Regions from separate parts of the Homo sapiens genome. Here region 2 is linked to region 1. The links are chromatin loops, found by intact Hi-C in ENCODE. Cell type or tissue: Calu3. All regions are shown on one strand.

The links. Peaks named below come from ENCODE experiments on the same cell type or tissue, not always from the same donor. Only the 100,000 strongest peaks of a DNase experiment are listed, where the experiment ranks them.
Region 2: a loop joins it to region 1, with 2.6 times the contacts of the local background. A loop is called at or near these places in 1 of 110 quality-filtered maps.

What each region holds. Positions count from the first base shown.
Region 1 is chr1:59,554,752-59,558,751 of GRCh38, forward strand. The region is part of intron 8 of FGGY (FGGY carbohydrate kinase domain containing); the gene reads left to right. Among named protein-coding and RNA genes, the nearest start is that of MIR4711, 180 kb to the right of the region's middle. In Calu3, no CTCF peak of the experiment used is centred here; a DNase peak (open chromatin) is centred at 2,400.
Region 2 is chr1:59,636,216-59,640,215 of GRCh38, forward strand. FGGY (FGGY carbohydrate kinase domain containing) reads left to right here. Exons shown (of 16, transcript NM_018291.5): 11 at 2,013-2,160. Among named protein-coding and RNA genes, the nearest start is that of MIR4711, 95 kb to the right of the region's middle. In Calu3, no CTCF peak of the experiment used is centred here; a DNase peak (open chromatin) is centred at 2,116.

The DNA of each region.
Region 1 (4,000 bases):
TCTCCAAGATTGCAGTTAAAATTTAGTGCCTGCCCTAAAATTTATATCTTCTTTAAATGCATGAGTCTGAAAGCATTCCATTCCGATAAGTACCCATTTCTACCATATTTTTATTTAAAAGTCATTACTCTGTTAAACTTAAATCGACGACTCTTTGGAATTTTCCCAGATAAGTATAATAGAGGGCAGAGTGGGGGAGGAGCAGGGAGATGAGCAGAGATTAGAGCGGGACACAGCCCAGGGCAGAACCAAAGCAGCTATGGAGGAAATTAAGTGGGATGTGAGACTGTTTTGCAACTGTAGGGACCCCTGAGCCTTTTTACCATCAGATATTCTAGTTCAGTTGATATAAATACATGTACTTACTTATCAATCCCTGCTCTTGTGCTAAACTGTGGATATAAGAATGACATCGGCTCAGTGGGATGAGATGAAGTTATAACAGGTATTAGAATATAATGTGAGGCCCCCCAATGTAGATACAAATTGAACTCATGATACTAAGCATCTGTTATGTGCCAAGCAATATGCGAGGTATTCTTGCACATGGCATCCCATTTTCTATGGCTGAGGGAGCCAGCCCGAGTGGTTTCCAGTCCCACTTCCTCAGTTTACTAAGTGTGGGCCTTTGGGCAAGGTACTTAAACTCTCTGGGTCCCAGATTCCTCATCTACAATATGTAGAGAGTGACAGCACCTGTCAGAGTGCTGCAAGAATTAAATGAGGTGATACTAAGTGCTCCACATGCAGTAAGCACATCACAAGGGCTCACTCTTAATCACTAGGACTGTTGTTGTTACTGAGCAGAAAGCAAACAGTGGCTGACTCTGCCTGGGAGGGTGCAGGGTGATAGAATCTTCTTGAGGTGACATTTGTGCTGGACTTTAAGGAAATAGATTTCCTTCTGTTTGGGCTCTGGGCAGTCTTGAATGGAATTTTTCTAAGTTTAAAAATTGCAGCATATTTGGCCAGACACAGTGGCTCACGCCTGTAATCCCAGCACTTTGGGAGGCCGAGGTGGGTGGATCACCTGAGGTCAAGAGTTCAAGACCAGCCTGGCCAACATGGTGAAACCCCGTCTCTACTACAAATACAAAAAATTAGCCGGGCGTGGTGGCAGGCACCTGTAATTCCAGCTGCTTGGGAGGCTGAGGCAGGAGAATTGCTTGAACCCAGAAGGCAGAGGTTGCAGCAAGCCGAGATAGTGCCATTGCACTCCAGCCTGGGCAACAAGAGCGACACTCCATCTCAAAAATAATAATAATAATTTCAGCATATTTCTTCTGCTCAGCAGCCCTTTTGTAAGGCTCAGCTGTCCCTGAAGGGAGAGATCTGCAGAGGCCTGAGGCCTCTTTAAGCCAGAAGGCACCAGCCCAGGAGCCAGCCCTTCTTTCCCTTGATATGAGTCTACACTTGTTAGATTGTCTTCACTGAATACTGATTTAATCCTGTTTAAATTATCTCTTATTTTCACAGGGATACATCTAATCAGGCTTCTCCTGGGAGATCTGAATCTCAGGCATTTTTACCCCACTCAATTCAGATTTCTGAACAGAAGCAAATCTAAATGGATGCAAGTGTCTCTGTGATGGCCTGCTTCTTAGTCTTACTGTCTCTTAATGGAGATGAGGCTGGCTTTCCCTACCCATTTAATGTACACATTTGGGACCTAAAGCGTAGAAAAGTCCAGTAATTTTCCCAAAGTCACAAAGCTTTGAAGTTCTTGAGCTAAGAACTGAAATCTAACTCTGATTCCAAAGCTCATACTCCTCCTTGCCTCCCTGAATTGTGCATGAAGATGATGTACCCATAGAGGAATGGTGAGAACATGGGCTTTTACATTGTCCAGAGGCAAGCTTGAACATCTGCTCATGCATGTTTTGGCCCTCTGACCTGAGTGAGCTACTTAACTTCTCTAAGCTTCAGATTCTTCATCCATCAAATTGGGGATAATGATGCCAGTCTCACAGGGTTGTTGAGTAACATGCATTATGTAGGTTTGTACCTAGCACACAGCAGACACTCAAAAATGGTGGAGATTGTTATTAAACTTTCCTAGTGATGTAAACGGCTCACATGAAGCAACTGTTTGGGCTTTAACGAGTTTGATGGGCAGCTGCAGTTGGTTGCGATGAATGAGGGCCATAAAAGGCCAGTTTATGATGGCTGTGTTGTGCTGGAAATAAAGTCCCCACCCCCATCCTGCTTTGTACTTGGGAGTGGGAAGGGACCCTCTGGGCCAAGGGGATTAATCATCAGCTTTAATGTTATGTCATGAGGGTGAGACTGTGGTCATGCTGGCATGGGAAAGTGCCTTTGATCTCCTCAGGTGCTGGGAACCCAGCAACAATAACACCTTTGTGAGGTCTAGGAGAGGTGCAGGTCTGAGGAAACACTCCCAGGGAGACTCAAGGACCCCCTTTGTTGTGGTTCTGGCAAATAAAACCGCCACTGTGAGGAAAAATTAACCAAACAGAACACAGGGACCAAAGGGTGATGCGGGCTTTTCAAAAAGTGGTTTTCAGCATGATCTGAAGGATCCTCTTTCTTCCTGTCTGCTTACTTCTGATGTTTCCAATTTAGTAGATTGAGACAAAATTCCCAGGAACGTTTTGTGCTTGATCCAGGTTGCCTCTTTCTAGATCACCCAAAAAGAATAAATGAATGAACGAATGACCACATAAGTGAGTATTGGTAAATACTTAGAAGCTTCGTACCTCCAGGTTCCTGTTGCTTCCAGGAATCTGGAGAAAAAGCCTGAGGTTGAACATAAGACATGTTAATAAGGCCTTTGATATTTTAGAAGATACAAGCATGGGCTGCACATTTATCTTCCTTGTGGGTGATTTAATTAACAGGGGAAAAATGCCATTCTTTTTTTAACTCCATGAAAGCAGAGCTGCTTGTTCAGAGTTAATTACTACCAAGTCACCAAAACCCCAGATAATACACAGCAGGGGTTAGCCAGAGGTTGAAAAGTCATGGGGTAAGATGGAGCTGATCCTTGCCATTGTACTGACATCCTTTTCTTGAGCTGTCAGGTTGGGTTGTAACTTGGCAACTTGTCTTCCAGTTAGCATGTCAGATGGGGACAGGACCCTGGGGGGGTCGGGGTAGGGAGAAACACTGAGGAGGTAAGATTTGAGCAGAACAATACCTGAAGAGAGCTGGGAACTACATCTGCATCTTAAATCGCTCAGAACTGAAGTTTTTTCAGTCTTAATATTGAGATAGTGGTTCTCTATCATTGAAGGGATGTGGAGACTCAAAGACATAGGCTCATACGCTGCCCCCACCACTTACTGTGTGAATTTAGGCAGGATGCTTCATCTTTCAGTGCCTCAGTTTCTGCATCTGTTAAATGTGAGTGATAGTATTTACCCATAAAGTTTTGTTCAGGTTCAAATTAGGCCATCTTTGTAAATGACTTGGCACTGTACCTGGCACAAAATACCAAATATGATATTGTTATTAAAAATGAGTTGTTAATCACATGAACAATCCATGTGGTTATGGACTAGAATTAGAGACATCAGTATGAACTCATATTGGGGGAACCCACCCCCAATATTTCAACGTAGGTTCTTTCTATTTTCCGTAAGTGTCAGCCGGCTGAGAAATAAAGAGAAAGAGTACAACGAGAGGAATTTTACAGCTGGGCTGCTGGGGGTGACATCACATATCAGTAGGACCATGATGCCCACCTGAGCCTTAAATCCAGCAAGTTTTATTAAGGATTTCAAAAGGGGAGGGGGTGCAAGAACAGGGAGTAGGTCACAAGATCACATGCTTCAAAGGCAAAAAGGAGAACAGAGATCACATACTTCTGAGGAAACAGTACAAGGGCAAATTCAGAACTACTGATAAGTGTCTATGTTCAGCTGTGCATGTATTGTCTTGATAAACATCTTAAACAACAGAAAACAGGGTTCAAGAGCAGAGAACCGATCTGACCTCAAATTTACCAGGGTGGGTTTTTTCCCCACCCTAATAAGCCTAG
Region 2 (4,000 bases), 81 kb after region 1:
ACACACACATATACATGCATTCACATTTACACACTCACTCATGCTCACACAGAGCAGCTTTGCTTTTCTATATTTTTACATTGAATATTTACATACAATTTTTGTTTAATAAAGGAGTTCTACTGGACGGGTGTGGTGGCTCAAGCCTGTAATCCCAGCACTTTGGGAGGCCGAGGTGGGCAGATCACGAGGTCAGGAGATTGAGACCATCCTGGCTAACACGGTGAAGCCCCGTCTATACTAAAAATACAAAAAAAATTAGCCAGGCGTGGTGGCGGACGCCTGTGGTCCCAGCTACTCGGGAGGCTGAGGCAGGAGAATGGCGTGAACCCGGGAGGCGGAGCTTGCAGTGAGCCGAGATCGCGTCACTGCACTCCAGCTTGGTGACAGAGCAAGATTCCATCTCAAAGAAAAAAATAAAATAAAATAAAAAATAAGTAAAGGAGTTCTACTGGTAAATGGGGAAAAAAAGAGAATTTAAAAATCAATGCTCTACTCATTGGTTTGTTTCCCTACACCAAGTACAGGAAACTTTTGGCAACTTCATGGGATCCATGGGATCACTCACCCAATCACAAACTAGAACTAGAAATCACTGAGCCTTCCTTCTAAAACACTTTTAAAATGCAAAGCATAAATAATGCCTTAGGTATCTTAGATATTAACCTCCTTTGGATATTGATTTCCTATACTTTTTTTTCTGCCATTATACAAGCCATGTTTTTAACCTTTAAAGAGACTTCCAAGGACCCCAGTGGGAAGTAGCACAGATGCCAACTACTGCAATATCCACTTTCTTTTGAAATCATTGGTTCAGAACTTTTAGAAAGCAGCATCTTTTAAGAGGGGAAGGTTGACCAGCTTTCATCTTTGTGTCATGTGGTGTGATTTAACCCGGTGAGGTAGGTGTTATTAAACCTATTTTATGAGTGGGAAAATTGGAGGTCAGAGGTTAAGTCACTGGCCCATTTTACCGAGCTAGGAGAGGTAGTATCAAGATTTGAACTGAGTAGTGCTCTCATGCCCATCATCTTCTCTCCACCTCCTCTTCACCTGAACATGTAAAGAATGAAGGAGTTGGTTTGACTCCCTCATTCTACACATGAAGAAACTGAGACTTAAAAAGGAGAAAAAAAACCAGGCGAGGTGGCTCACACCTGTAATCCTAGCACTTTGGGAGGCCGAGATGTGTGGATCACCTGAGGTCAGGGGTTTGAGACCAGCCTGGCTAACATGGTGAAACCCCGTCTCTACTAAAAATACAAAAATTAGCTGGGTGGGGAGGCTGAGGCAGGAGAATCGCTTGAATCTGGGAGGCGGAGGTTGTAGTGAGCCGAGATTGCACCATTGCACTCCCACCTGGGCAACAAGACTGAAACTCCATCTCAAAAAAAGAAAAAGAAAAAACGTACACAATGTCATCTGGTGGGTTTAGGTTGAAAATCAGGTCTCTAACTCCTGATCCTAACTGCATTTATGACATTCAGTCACTTTACTTAGCAAAATCCTATCCTGAGTCTGGGAACTTATAATTTCTCTCCATTTATCAACTCATCATCATTATTACAATTAGGAATACTGATTTTAATAAATTATTGACATATGACCAGTACTGTACAGTTTACAAAATACTGCGCCTTCACATACATAATCTTCTTTGATCTTCACAATAACCCTATGAGGTAAGTTGGACAGGGATTATGATATCTGTTTTTACAGATGAGAAGAGGGTGGTTCAGAAAGTTTGAATAACTTTCTCATGGCCATACATCTACTAAGAGTAAAGCCATTCCTGGATCCAGTCTTCTGACTCCAAACCTTTCTACTAGGATGTGGCACCTTTCTTGGTGATAGTACAGTGTGATTTGAGAGTACAGTGGGCTAGCTTCTCTGAAGCTTTTAGGAGCCTGCTTACTTTCCTGGATCTGGAAGTACAAATGGTTTCTTTCTATAGAATGATTTGCTCCCTGACCCTATCCCCCCTTTAAAAATAAAATTCACTTCTCTTCCAGATGCCAGAGTATATATGCATATTTGAACAGTCACCTGGATCTGATTAAGAAGGCTCAGCCTGTGGGTTTCCTTACTGTTGATTTACATGTTTGGCCAGATTTCCATGGCAACCGGTCTCCCTTAGCAGATCTGACACTAAAGGGCATGGTAAGTAACAGCTAGTCCTTGCACATGGGTGAAGGCAGGCCAAAGGGCTACAAAGTTTGGAAGAAGCAAAGTGAGGAAAAAGGAAAAGAAAAAAATAAAACAGGCCAACAGCCCTCTGGCTTTGTGCAGATGCATTGCTGTTGCTGCTCCCTGGGATGAGCTGCTGAAAGTTTTCATTGTTTCTGAGCCAACCTTGAAAGCGTTAAAAGCAGCATTTCCTAGTTCAGCTACTGCTGCCTCTTTGTCCTGTGGAGTGGCTAAAAGTCATGCCTATGTAATTTTGGCATTTATATCAGTTTGTAAAGTCAAATTTTCCAGCTGCATCTTTAGGTTGCCCAGTAAATCAGTAGTAAATATTACCACCCATGGTCTTGCTGGCCACAGCCACACATCTGCCTAGGCTCTGAGTCAGGGCTGTTCAGATTCTACACTAATATAGTTAGGATTTCAGATTAAACTTTGGTATAAGTAAATGTAATTTATAACTTATGTTGGAAAATAAATCCTGCTCTTAGTGCCCTTTAGGGTCACTTCCTCTGTGGATATTCTAGGCTCTCCTAGAGGGGCCAGATGAACTTGGTGGGAGAACTCTCAACCACCCCAGTTGAGATATAAAAGTAATAACATCTTAGACACCAGGAGAATCATGTTTGAGGTGTGATGAAGCAGGTTAAAGGTAGAGGAGGGGCCAGGTGAGGCCACAAATAAGAAAATAAGCCATGAATGCAGGAACCAGGAAAATGTCATGAAGCTGAGAAGGTGAGTGTGAGGTACATTAAGGCAGAGTTCAGAATGGAGGCTGTAAACAAGGCAAGGCTTATGCAAAGGAAGCCGCGTAACAGTGGAGCAGGCCTGATGGAGTCAAGAATTCAAGACTCAAACTACTACAATTTTGTGGTTAGTTTTATTGAGATTGTTTTAAATATTTTTATGATGCCAGCAGGAAGACCTGAAATTTATTTTCATTACCTAGTTGACATGATCAACTTCTATTACTAAAAGGGAGTCATGGTGAAAAGAAAAGAAAATTAGACATGACAAAGGTTATGTTGATCTGGAGTCCATGAAGCATGCCTACACAACAAATCATGAGCTTGGTGTCCTTTTTTATAGAGGCAGAAGAATAATGTCCAGAGAGGGCCATGTGGCAACAGACCGCAACTAGAAAGTCATACTTTCAGATAACCAACTCTCTCTGTAAACAGGGGGTAGGGGAAGAACACATTTCATATGGGTACAGAAATAAGTGTCTTAATTAGAGACAAATATCTGAAGCCAAATAGAGCTAGATATTTAAAATGTTGAAGCAGTTAAGAAGCTTGACCAGTGTTTTAAATGACCCCAAAACAAAGCAGTGTTGCATAGTAAAATGGTCATTGCTCTGGAGGTCATTTGTTGCTTTAGATAAAACTGACCTAGGAGCCTTCCCTAGCCAATGTCTGTCATACCCAAATTCAGTACCCAGCATGTCAGGCTTCATGTCTCCCAGTAGCTTTTATCCATTTTTTAAAACCAATCCTGACATCCAAGACCTAAGAATTATCATCAGAAGGATATTCTAATACAGTTGACCCAAATGCAGAATGAAATTCCAAAGAAATCAATGGAGTGTTCTGAAGAATTCTCATATCATGAGAATAAGTATGTATGCACCAAAAGGAACTTCTTACATGGGGACATATGCCCAGTTGTATCTAAAAATCCTGGGTATGTTTACTTTTTTAAAAAGTTGTATGTTTGTTCACATACCTCATATATCACTTGGTAGTTCTTGGCAATGATTCCCTTTATAACTGTCCTTGGGTTAGGCTGCAATGGAACAGTTATCACTCCATGAATT